2 separate regions of the Homo sapiens genome follow, and region 2 is linked to region 1. The links are chromatin loops, found by intact Hi-C in ENCODE. Cell type or tissue: Calu3. All regions are shown on one strand. Links, peaks and the distances in the headings refer to the core of each region. The heading gives the core; the rest is flanking DNA.

Region 1 (6,817 bases), core at 1,310-5,309:
AAGAGAAGGAGGGTCTGTCCCTGTGTGTCACACCACTCAGGAGTGATGGTCAGGCTCAAGGAAGTGTCTTTGGATTTGCTGAGCCACAATCCAAAGCCTAATTATGATGCATTACAATAATCAAACTCTTTTTTGCCTGTTTGGTTTTCTTCCCCAAGTCTCTATGTTTAGGATCTTATTTGAATTGAAATCTTTGGAATTAAATGTTATAGACAGTGATACATACAATATGGGATAGTTCTTGTAAAATATAATGAACTGTAAAACCTTGTCATGATTTCAGCTTAAAATATTATTCTATGCCAGGGCAAATGTCAAAGACAATCATCTCCTTTTATTAAGCATTACCTAGAAGATGGATAATATTTAATATGTGTGATGACAAATCTACAAAGAAAAAGAAACACCAAAAGACTGTTCTCAGACTCTGTGATGTTCCACTGTTTAAACACACAGATATCTGTGATATCACAATGTTTAAACAAAATAAAATACCATTTCATATGTAAAGCAAGAATGCTAATCTCCAGATATAGAAGTTATAGGAATTCTTCCTTAAAAAAAAGAAGGTATTCCAAAAGTAAATTCTTATATTAATATTAATTCATTTACTTTTAAAAAGTCAATGTCAGCAGCTGTGCTTGCTAAGATACAAAATTTAAAACCACAGCGAGGAGATAAAATGTAATGGGAATGAATGGGAAAACCCTTGTTTGCCAATATTTTAAAGTCTCCTCTCTAGAAAGTAACTTCCTGGAGGCAGAACTATATTGCTTTTACTCATTTTTGCATCCCCAGAACTTTTCAACCACGCCTGGGACATAATAGTTATTTTATAAGTACTTGTTCAATGGATAAATAAATGAATGAAGTTAGGCAGCCATTAAATTTATTTCAAAGGGGAATTACCAAAAGCAGGCCACACAATTGTTTAGTGACAGAGATAAACTCGCTTTCAATGGAATGATTTGCTTGGCATATGGCTAGTTAGTAGCAGAGTTTAAGTTTATACTAATCTCTTCATTTCTGTCCTCTGGAATTTGTACTAAAATTACCTGGGCTGGCTGGGTGCCGTGACTCATGCCTGCAATCTCAGTACTTTGGGAGGCCAAGGTGGGTGGATCACTTGAGGTCAGGAGTTCAAGACCAGCCTGGCCAACATGGCAAAACCCTGTCTCTACTAAAAATAAAAATTAAAAAATTAGCTGGGCCTGGTGGTACACACCTGTAATCCCACCTACTTGGGAGGCTGAGGCATGAGAATCGCTTGAAACTGGGAAGCAGAGGTTGCAGTGAGCCAAGATCACACCACTGCATTCCAGCCTGGGCAACAGAGCGAGGTTATCTCAAAACAAAAACAAACAAACAAAATTACCTGAGCGTACAAGAGCAGAGATTGTCCTTATACTGCTGTGATGAGCTCTTCTCTAGCTACCTTCCAACAGCTGCAATAGGAAATAGGAAAGCCAAGGTTGAACACCTCAAGCTTCTTAAGCCCACCAGGAAGAAAAGAAGAGGGCAAAGCTTAAATGGAAGAGGGAGCAGATATTGGAAGAGGAAGGAAGAGGAGGAGAGGGGTCCAAGATCATTCTAATGTGACGAGAGGATTGGACACAAGTTTCACAATTTGCTTCATTTCCTTTGAATTAATGTTCTCTGGGACCCTTCTCAGTACTAACTTTCAATACCAAAGAACTAAATAAAATCCTAAATGTCAAAAAAAACCTAATTGTTTTCTACAGACAATGTCTATCATATGATTGAGCCTAAAGGAGATGCACAGCTTAAACACCAAGCTGAAAATAACATCCCATATGAATTAGGTGTTTTTCTTTTTCCCAACTACATACTTCTTGACTAACAGATATAGTACATTCCACATCTTACTGAAAAGACTAGATGATTTTTACTTTACTGGAAAAAAATTAAACGAAAGTTTCAATTTTTATTCAAAGGCATGTGAGGGGGGAAGGAAACCAATTGTAAAACACAGATAATATTTAAACCTTAAAGAAAATTGGAATATTTTATTTGTTTTTCAATAAATTATAAAAAGAGATGATTTAATGAGAAAGCAGTTGTTAGTACACATGGTAGAAAAGCAATACGCTCTTTAGCTTTAGTAGAGCTAATGATGTAATTGTCATCAGCAGATTACCCAAACCCAGAGCTGTAGGATTTCCTAGTTCAGTCATGAAAATAAGCAGGGTTCAGGCATCAGGGAAGAATGTAGGAGCATTGCCCTTTTATGTCATGGTTTTTTTATTCTTCATAGTAATTTTTATGGGCTGGGGGAGGTGGAAAGGCTGTAAGTTGTTGACACAAAAGCCAAACTCTGTAAAATATTTAGAGAGATCTATTCTGAGCCAAATGTGAGCACCATGACCCATGACACAGCCTCAGGAGGTCCTGAAAATATGTGCCCCCAAGGTGGTTGGCTTACAGCTTGGTTTTATGTATTTTAGGGAGACATAAGGCATCCGTCAATACATGTAAGATATAGATTGGTTTGGTCCAGAAAGGCAAGACAACTCGCAGTGGGGGCTTCCAGGTCATAGGTGGTTTCAAAGTTTTTCTAATTAGCAATTGGTTGAACAAGTTAAGTTATTGTCTAAAGACCTGTAATCAATAGAAAGAAGTGTCTGGGTTAAGATAAGGGGCTGTGGAGACCAAAGGTCTTATTATGTAGATGAAATCTGATAGGTGGCCACCCTTAGAGGCAATAGATGACAAATGTTTCCTATTCAGACCCTTAAAAGGTATTAGACTGCCAGCTAATCTCTTCAGGATCAGAAAAAGACCTATAGAGAAAAATGGATTCTCTACAGAATGTAAGTTTTCCCCACAAGAGACAGCTTTGCAGGGCCATTTCAAAATATGACAAAGGATTATATTTGGGACAAAATACTTTGATTTCTTTCAGAGCCTGCTATCTGTCCTGTGATGCTCTACTAGAGTCAGATTGGAATTTGGTATCTATTTGGTATCTTATTGCTACAAAGAGTCTGTTTGTCAGTCTTAAGATCTTTTTTTTTTTTTTTTTTTTTTTTGAGACAGAGTCTCGCTCTGTTGCCCAGGCTGGAGTGCAGTGGCACTATCTCGGCTCACTGCAACCTCTGCCTTCTAGGTTCAAGTGATTCTCCCGCCTCAGTCTCCTGAGTAGCTAGGATTACAGGCACGCGCCACCACACCCCGCTAATTTTTTGTATTTTTAGTAGAAACGGGGTTTCACCATGATGGCCAGGCTGATCTCGAACTCCTGACCTCAAGTGATCCACCCGCCTTAGCCTCCCAAAGTGCTGGTATAACAGGTGTGAGCCACTGTGCCCTGCCAAGATCTCTATTTTTATGTTAATGCTGGTCAGTTGTGCCTGAATTCCAAAGGGAGGAGGGCATAGTGAGGCAAGTCCACCTCCTCTTCCTGTCATGTCTTGAACTAGATTTTCAGGTTTCTTTGGAATCTCCTTGGCCATAGTGAAGCAGCTTTGTTGTCTGGGGTAAATACCAGGGGTTCATAGCTTCACGACAAGAAAATTTAGGGCACAGACACACACACAAGGGATTTAGGAGCAGAGGTTTAATAGGCAGAAGAAAGAGAAGGAAAACAGCTCTCTCTCTAGTGAGAGACAGGGTTCCCAGAGGAAAAGGCCACCAGCCAAGGAGTTCACCAGATTTTATAGGCAGGCTTGAGGAGGCAGTGTCTGATTTACATAGGGCCCACAGATTGGTTCAATCAGGTGTGACATTTACATAGCACATGGGAAAGACTGGCCACTCCACCCTAATCTTATTATGCAAATGGACTTCCCCCAGCCAGTGCCACCTTGTCTGCTCCTTATTATACACGTGGCTGACAAAGAAAAGGGAAGATGGAGCCGCCATTTTGAACATGATTGGCACAACTGCCAGCATCTATGTCTGCAGCTCGATTTTACAGGCTGCTCTTAGTTAAAAAGGAAAATGTTTTTGGGCTGCTTTTCATTAAAAGGAAAACCTTACCGAGGACTTCCATAGCGTCACTATCTGCCTAAGTAATTTCTTTTTAACTCCCATATCAATAGGAGGGGTTCATTCAGTTGGTTGGAGGGCTTAGAATTTATTTTTGGTACAAAGTGAAAATGAGAGTTACTTCCAGGGAAATGGCTTGTTGCACGCTCAATAGAAAATCCAGTGCCCCTCTCTCAAAATCTATGCAATAATGTTTATTGGTGTTTTCTCCACCTGGGGTAGATGGCTCTTAACTCTCTCTCTGTTTTTTGGAGACGGAGTCTTACTCTATCACCCAGGCTGGAGTGCAGTGGTGTGATCTTGACTCACTGCAACCTCCACCTCCTGAGTTCAAGCAATTCTCCTGCCTTAGTCTCCCGCCTGAGTAGCTGGGACTACAGTGTGCACCACCACACCTGGCTAATTTTTGTAGTTTTAGTAGAGATGGGGTTTCACCATGTTGGCCAGGCTGGTATCGAACTCCTGACCTCCAGTGATCTGCCTGCGTCAGCCTCCCAAAGTGCTGGGATTACAGGAGTGATCTTACTCTCTTTTTACAGCAAAGACTATTACACTGTCCAATCATTTCCAAGTTATATCCCTTGAGAATTACAAAGAATGTTAATAGATGCTACTAGAAAAACAAAACTTGTTATTAAAAAGCTTGAGAGTCTTAAAGAAAAATGTAAAACACTTTAGGATATTTCAGGGTTATGACACGAAATCCTGATTTGGGTTTATAATCTGGCTGCTGCCTGAATCTGTAGCCTGTCCCTGAATTCCTCCCATTTAAACTTCCAGAACCCATCAGCTCTCAGCACCTTCAAGTTGGCGCCTCCCTGCACACTGGCCTGGCTGCTGTCACTCTGCCAAGTCCCACCCAGGTTCTGCATGTCTGTGCTTCCACCATAGCTCAGTTCTCCTGACTCTTCACTTCTGTCCCTCACATGCCTCACGCTACTACTATAGAAATGTTTGTTGAAGAAATGGATGAATGAATGAAGCCTTTCACCTAACAGAAGGATGGGGATGAGGAAGGCAGGGTCTTAATATCAATGGAATATTAAAGAAAAACTCTTAACTATGCTCTTCAGCTCTTGGTTTTTCATGTGATACATTATGCATCCTGATTAAATCACTAAGGAACAGGCCAAAACCCTACCTGCTTATGGTAAAGAGAAAATTTTACTTTTATTTTTAACTCTATTAGACATGTAAATATCCTACAGCATAAAATCTATACAAATATATTCTTCCTCCCACCTGTGACTCGTTCTTCTATGAATCAACTTTTCTATTACTACTAGATTCTCTTTCTTGACACATGAGCACTCTAATTAATGAGAAGCTGATTTTTTTTCAGTACCACAGAAATTTTTTTTAAGGGTAAGGGGAAAAATCTATTCCAACAAAATGTCAGCCCATGGTAGAGTGGAAGGTGTATGCCTACGAAGCAGGACATACAAGTCCAAATGGGTATTCTGCATTCAGGATTTAGGAACTGGAAAATTGCTCTATGCAAATGAACCCATATCACCAATAATCTGTGTCTCCATGCCTACATGAAACTTCCAAATCCTCACAGGCTCCGTCACTTCACTTTATCCTGTACTGCAATCCCACAGGGCTGCCATCACCAGTACTGAACTGCTAATGAATTTTTCCTGCCCCTCTGCTCAAGTACAGCTGAAAGATTGTGTGCTGAAACTTCTAATTAGTAAGAGGCAATAAACAAGGACTGCAATAATTGTCTGAAATCACACACCAGGAGGTCTGCTTTTCACTTGCTCATCCAATCGTTTTTGTGTCCCCCTTGAGTTTAATATAATCCCAACTTCAAAGTTAAGACATGTCCTAACTTACTATTTATATGAATTATGTTCATGAGAATCAGGGCTGTATGTATGCACGGAGAAGGTAACCATCTATCTTGTATGACCACCTATATGTTGTGCTTTCCTTCTCAAAAAGATTACCACTCTCATCTAACCTGAAAAATTGAGAAATAGAATCTAAGATAAGACTTGTCTTCCTGGAAAGTTCTATTGGGTTTGGCCTTGTGCAATGTAAAGCATTCATATTAAAATTACATTGACATAACTCCCCTATGTATACACTGAGTCACACTTGCATGAAGGTGCTAGGTACCTAAACAGTCGAATTATTTTGTAAAAAGAAGACCGTGCCCCACTCAAAACTTCATAATTTGGTTAGTGATAGAACTGCTTTGAATAATACAGCCATAAAACTTAGCCTTGAAATTATCTTGACTTTATGAAGTTGCAATCAATAAATACTAAAGAAATGTCTAAAGGCATCTATATTCACTTCTTGTGGCTGCTGTAACAAATTTCCACAAACTTGGTGGCTAAAAACAACACAAATTTATTCTCTCACCATTCTGGAGGCCAGAGGTCTGAAATCAAAATATTGGTAGGGCCATGCTCCCTCTGCAGGCTCTTAGGGAAGAATTCTCGCTTGCCTCCTCTAGCTTCTAGTGGCAGTTGGCATTCCTTGGCTCATGGCTGCATTCCTCCAATCTCTGCCTCCATCTTCACATCATTATCTCCTCCTGTGTCAGTCTTTAATCTCCCTCTGCCTCTCTTTTACTAAGATACATGTGATTGCATTTAGGGCCCAACTGGTTAATCCAGGATAACCTCCTCATCTTCAGATCCTTAAATTAATCACACCTACAAAGACCCTTTCTCCAAATAAGGTAACATTCACAGGTTCTGGAGATTAGCACATGAATATTTTGGGGAGAAGGGAACATTTTTCAGCCTACTGTAATATCTGAGTGTTTCCTTAAGAATCATGAGTGATGTTT
Region 2 (6,817 bases), core at 1,314-5,313, 340 kb before region 1:
CAAAGAAAATATTTGTTATATTGATCATCTCGAATATTGCTTAGAGTATGCCATTATTTCCAAATCCCACTTACAAAGTACACAGTATTTTATCATTATTTAGTTGAATTTATTTTCACTGACTGGGTAAATAATCTTTCAGATTATTCTCCTAAAGGATTGGTATAGCAACAAGCTGTTAAACTGACCTATTTCGCTGGCTTCCTTTGGTTCCCTCCAGCCTGAATTGCAAACTCTATTTCTCTTCCTCTTTTAGTAACTGTGCCTGCTAGCTTCAGAAAAAAATTCTAATTTGTTATAAATAATCTTGGACTTGAAAGCCAAAAAAGTCATAGTTCTAGCTGTATATCTTCCATATTCCTTGTAATTGTGAGGATTTCTCCCAGAAAATTTCTACTTGAAAAACTTACCATCTTAATACTTAATGTTATTCTCATCACAACTCCAGAATTTTTCATCACAATACAGTATGCTTGCTTTATTAGGTAAATAAGTATATAAAGGAAAGCACTCTGGAATCTATCTATTGAAAAGTAAGTCTACACAATTAAGTAAACTAGTAATAGAAATTTTTGGTTCTAAAAGTGAAACTGTCCCTATAAATTTTATAAAATTACTCAGGAAATAAGGGAGGTGGAGAAACAAAACAAAAATAAACCAATCTTTCGGCATAGTCACATTAATCATTAGGTCAGCCTGCTCTTTGACCAGCTTCCTTATAATTGTTTGCTGCTTAACGTTCCAGAATCACTAGACCTTGTCATAAGACTATCGTTTTTCTTAACTGCTCTATAGATAACAGAAGCATTGTGAAATATTGAGTTTTCAATTTGAGATATGATTTCAGTTCCCCTGTACCAGTAAAACTACTAACACCAGCTGCTCTGAAGGATACCACAAAGAGCTGACTCACCAAAGAATGCAGTTTCCACATCCTGATGATTTCATGCCCCTTACCCTAACCAATCAATGACTCCAATTTTCCAGCCCCTTACTCTCCATAATCCCCTTAAAAACTTCAGCCCAGAACACCTCAGGGAGATGGAGTTAAGAGTCTCCTCCCATCTTACCACTGGTCTGCCTCGTAATCATTAAACTTTCTCTGCTGTCTCAGTGTATTGGTCTGAGAGCAGGCACATGAACCTGTTAGTCTAATAACAATAGTATCAAAACGCAGAACTGTGAGCACACTGCTGCGTAAATGATCTATTTCATATTTTCCAGAAAGCAGATAGGCAGCTCATTGTATTCCAATAAGGCTCATTTACACAAATAACGGGTCTGTTAAGTCACGAAGCAAGAAACGAAGCAACATATCTCAGATAAGGATTTATCTTGGGTGCTGATGAAGCATTGTCTGAGGAATGAGGATATCACAAGTCTGAATGTCAATCTGAGAGGCAAATTCTTAAATTATGGAAGGAGGGTATGAATTTGGTCACAAAATTTAACATAACAACTTTAGTAACAAAAATGAAGCTTAAGCGACAATTTACACTACTATTATATAAGTAAGTCTAGCATTCAGCATATTTAAGTAGGTAGTATATCTATAAAGTTAAATGATAAAAGTTGGGTTAATTTGCCAGGTTAGCAGAATCCAGATTGATCTTTTAGCTGTTCTTGTTCTACCTCTGGACTATTGCATGATCTTGGAAAAGAATGAACAGTTTTTTAACAAGGAAGATGTAATTTCTGGACGAACTCTCCTTGTTCATTTATAAATGGATCTTCCTTATAAATCACATGATGAAGTAGTTGTTTCTCAAAAAAACCTCTACATAGATGGTTTCATGTCATCATTTATTGGTACACTTTATCCTAAATTATGGTATAATAACTTAGGGGGAAGCTAGTCAAGAAAAACATACACATTTGCATACACAGTAGCAGATCTAGACTAATTATGATCACTCTTAATGCGCTATGACTGTTCTCAACTACCACCTAGTCTATCCTGCATTAACCAATATGGTAGCCACTAGCTGCCTGTGACTACATAAATTAAAGATTCAGTTATTCAGTTGCAATGGCTTCATTTCCAATGCTCAGTAGCCACATGGCATAGGAAATGTAGGTATACAGAACATTTTCATCACTGCAGAAAGTTTTTTATTGTTTTTGTTTTTGTTTTTGAGACAGAGTCTCACTTTGTCACCCAGGCTGGAGTGCAGTGGGGGAAATCTCTGCTCACTGCAGCCTCCACCTGCTGGGTTCAAGTGATTCTCGTGCCTCAGCCTCCCGAGTAGCTGGAATTACAGACGTGCACCACCATGCCTGGCGAATTTTTGTATTTTTACTAGAGACGGGGTTTCACCATGTTGGCCAGGCTGGTCTCAAACTCCTGACCTCAAGTGATCCAGCTGCCTCGGCCTCCCACAGTGCTGGGATTACAGGCGTGGGCCACCGTGCCCAGCCAGAAAGTTCTACTGGATAACACATTTAGCTTGAACTTGCAGCTTGCCATGATAATTGACTTCTTTAATAATTTTTTAATTATTCAGCAATTAATATTTTTATTATAGGAAATTTAGAAACTACAGATAAACCAAATGAATTCAATTAGGATCAGCTAATCCTGCGATGCAAACAGATAACTACTTAATATTTCATATTTATTTTTGGTGCTTCTTCCAAGCATATAAAAATTTTAAGTGAAAATCCAACATACTAAACTTACTGTTTTTATACTTTATCTCATAAAATATGTTATGAACATTTCTGTATGTCACTTTTTCTCTACATAATTTCACATGACTCTATAATAGTTTTTCAGAATACTGCTGCATAGTTGTCACTATAGACTACTACTGCCCTATACTTCATTTAACAAATCCCTTCATCTGAAACATACAGATGATTTTTAATTTCTCTATTATAAAAAGCTCTATAGGTGAACCTATTTATGATTAGTTTCTTAGTATAAATCCTAGAATTAGAATTCATTAGTGTTAATTTACTTCTGAAACGTCACTTTGAGAAATTTAATTTGATGGAAATAGGTCTGAACCAAGGTTTTCTCACCTACATAAGACAGGGATTAATGAAATGATCTCCAAGTACCCTCCTAGCTTTTCAGATCTAAGAATTTTTTCAGTGAGTGACAAAATATGAAATTCCTAAGAAGGAAGAAAGAAAAAAACACATAGGTTTGAAAAAGCAATTTAATACATCAGATTTCCTCCCTCATACACGTACAATAATGTCATGAAAGCAGCAATTTCGGGGCTGGTAGGGGAAAGATATGACCACCAGGTGGCAGCAGTACACAAAGTGCTTTGTGTGGTGCTTGGACAGGCTGGCATGTAGGAGTGTAGGTGGGGGTGAAGCCCAGGGCTCTTGGAGACCTTCCAGAGACCATGGCGTGGGGCCACCACCCAAAGGGGAAGAGAGCAAGGGAACTCCCTGGGGAGTGGAAAATCAGAGAAAGGGGGTTACCTGGCTAGGTGATGTCCCTCAGCCTCACGATGTGGGAGGCTCTGGGTCAGAGAGTTAGGAAGAACAGCACGGACTTGGGTCTTCCATAGCCTCAGGGTCTGGCATATCTAAGGCTAACAGATGTCGGTGGAGTTTCTGGGGTAAGCAAAGCAGGCAGGCTCTGAATGACTAAAAAATATGCTTTCTTGGGCCATATTTAAAACAATTGGCTGTACAAGAATTTGAGTTTGCTGCCGGCAGGCTTTTGAGCCAATGGTCTTGGTCAGTAATGAAGAAGTAAGCCACATAAAACCAATATAGAGAGGCCATCTTTTTCTCATTTTTGGAACAAGCATAACTTGCATCTTATTGTTCAATCACTTAATCAACAAACATTTATGAAGTGCCTACTATGTTCTGAGCACTATGCCAGGAAAAGAGCTTGCAAAGTTGAGGAAGATGTCATCCATGACGCTAGGGGACTCACGATTTTGGAAGAGGGCCTTTTGAATGGGAGAGTGGGACCCTGAAATGGTAGACAGGAAGCTGTTGCTCTTTCCCTCTTCGTGGGTTTTCCTAGAATAGCTGTCTAACTACTAATAATTATTTTACAGTGGGGGTACATTGTATCAAATGTATTACAATCAATCTACTTTTATCTCCAACTCCATAATCAATCTCTGTTAATAAGGAGAATTCATTATTATCAAAACTCATACATATGTAGGGATGGAGGTGGAGGGAAATGTGGCAGTTCTGGGCAATTATTAGAAAAGACTTTATGATTAAGATGTCTGAAATCAAACTTGCTCTTCACTTTCTTTTTCCTCAGAATTTAGCTAATCTTCTGGCTCCACTATCCTGTCATCAACCTGACCTAGAAATTGCAAAATATGTTTGTCTCCATCTTCTCCTTCAAAGCCAGCATACAGTCAGTTGCTAAGTCATCTAGATTCTGTGGTCAGAGTGACTTCACTGAACCTCCTGTTCTTTCTGTGTTCAGGGCATGATCCTGTTCAGGTCATCATTTCCTCTAGCAAGTGTTTCCTGAACATCTCCTACTCCCAAATCCCAGGCTACTCATTGCTCTCAGATGGTTCTTCTATAAATATAGCTCTAACTTCATCATTCCTCTGTTCAAAAGTGCCACAGCAAACTCCTTATTCTAGCATTCAAAAATACTACAGGACATTATCCCAATGTTCCTGATTGTAAAGTGTATCCTTTACTATAATCTCAGGTGTTATAGGACATCAGCATAATCCAAAACATGTTTTATAATCATCTTCTCAGAGTCTTTACTTATGCAGAACTCTTTTCCTAAAATAGGTTCCCCAAACCCTGCAGATCAAAACCAGATCCAGATTTCAAGGCTAAACACAAAATCACCATTTTCAAGAAACCTTTCCTCATTTCTGTAATTAACTGAAAACATATGTGGCTTTTAACCAGAACTTTCTCTGGACTTCTTAGAAAATTTTTACTTCACTCTAATTACCTTGTGTTGTGTATTTGACTAAATAAGACTAAAGTCTCCTAAAAGACTAAACTTTGCATAAGACTCTTTGTTACTCATTTATGCAACTTCTGTGTCTATTATTGGAATAAATGAAAATGTGTTGTGCTTTTCATATACACAGAGAACACTGTACTTCAGGTGGACTTTTTTTCACTGTTGATCAGGCAACGTGTTCAGTAATGGAAACTGATGGATGAAAAAAGATATTCTTTGTCAATAAAAACCAAAAATAGTAATAAATAATTCTGATATCATGGATAGAGCCACCAAGCTGCCTCATTCAGTCAGAAAAAATATTAATTGCCAAAAAAGAACACATATGCATGCACACAATTTTATGACTTATCATTATTATTAAAAAGTTACATGTGTTTGTGATTTCTTCTTTCCAAACAGAATTTTCACAACTGAAAACTATACAGATTCTTTAGGCTTTTTTTTTTTTTTTTTTGAGATGGAGTCTTGCTCTGTCACCTAGGCTGGAGTGCAATGGTGCGATCTCAGCTCATTGCAACCTTCGTCTGCCGGGTTCAAGCAATTCTCCTGCCTCAGCCTTCTGAGTAGCTAGGACTATAGGCATGCCACCACTCCTGGCTGATTTTTTTTATTTTTAGTAGAGACAGGGTTTCGCCATGTTGGCCAGGCTGTTCTTGAACTCCTGACCTCAGGTGATCTGCCTGCCTCAGCCTCCCAAAGTGCTGGGATTACAGGTGTGAGCCACTGCGCCTGGCCAGAGGACATAATAATTTTAAATGTATATGCACCCAACACTGGAGAACCCAGATATATAAAACAAATATTATTAGAGCTAAAGAGAGAGATAGTCCCCAGTACAGTAATATCTGGAGACTTCAATAGTCCACTTTCAGTATTGGACAGATCTCCCATACAGACAATCAACAAACAAACACTGGATTTAATCTGCACTACAGACCAAATGGATTTAATAGATATTTACAGAACATTTAATCCAATGGCTGCAGAATACACATTCTTTTCTTCAGCACATGGATGATTCTCAAGGATAAACCATATGTTAGGCCACAGAACAACTCCTAAAGATTAAAAAAATTGAAATAATATCAAGCATCTTCTCTGACCACAATGGAATAAAACTAAAAATCAATACATGGAAATTAAACAATATGCTCCTGAATGACAAATGGGTCAATGAAGAAATTAAGAAGGAAATTGAAAAATTTCTTGAAAACATGATAACGTCAAAACAACATACTAAACAGCAAAAGCAGTACTCAGAGAAGCTGATAGCTCTAAGTGCCTATATCAAAAGGAAGAAAAAATTCAAATAAACAATCTAATGATGCATCTTAAGGAATTAGAAAAGCAAGACCAAACTAAACCCTAAATTAGTATAAGAAAAGAAATAATAAAGATCAGAGCAGAAATAAATGGGACTGAAATGAAGAAAATGCAAAAGATCAATGAAACAAACAGTTGGTTTTTTGAAAAGTTAAACTAAACAAACCTTTAGCCAGAGTAACTAAGAAAAAAAGAGAAAAGGTCCAAATAAATAAAATCAGAGATGAAAAAAAGGAGACATTACAACTGATAGTGCAGAAATTCAAAGGCTCATTAGTGGCTACTTTCAGCAACCATATGCCAATAAATTGGAAAATCTAGAAGAAATGGACAAATAACTAGACATACACAAACTACCAAGATTGGACCAGAAAAAAAAAAACAACACAAAACCTGAACAGACCAATAACAAGTAACGGGATCAAAGCCGTAATAAAAAGTCTCCTAGTAAAAAGAAGCCTGGTACCTGATGGCTTCAATGCCAAATTCTACCAAACATTTAAAGAACTAATACCAACCCTACTCAAACTATTCTGAAAAACAGAGGAAGGAACCCTGCTA

The links. Hi-C counts contacts between places; a loop is a spot of excess contacts. Peaks named below come from ENCODE experiments on the same cell type or tissue, not always from the same donor. Only the 100,000 strongest peaks of a DNase experiment are listed, where the experiment ranks them.
Region 2: a loop joins it to region 1, with 2.9 times the contacts of the local background. A loop is called at or near these places in 1 of 110 quality-filtered maps.

What each region holds. Positions count from the first base shown.
Region 1 is chr13:36,758,682-36,765,498 of GRCh38, forward strand. All of the region lies in intron 1 of LOC102723490 (a long non-coding RNA gene), which reads right to left. Among named protein-coding and RNA genes, the nearest start is that of RFXAP, 57 kb to the right of the region's middle. RefSeq lists enhancers at 3,036-3,541, 3,542-4,046. In Calu3, for the core only: no CTCF peak of the experiment used is centred there; a DNase peak (open chromatin) is centred at 3,380.
Region 2 is chr13:36,417,303-36,424,119 of GRCh38, forward strand. No RefSeq gene overlaps it. Among named protein-coding and RNA genes, the nearest start is that of CCNA1, 12 kb to the right of the region's middle. In Calu3, for the core only: a CTCF peak has its summit at 3,280 (motif pointing right); a DNase peak (open chromatin) is centred at 3,279.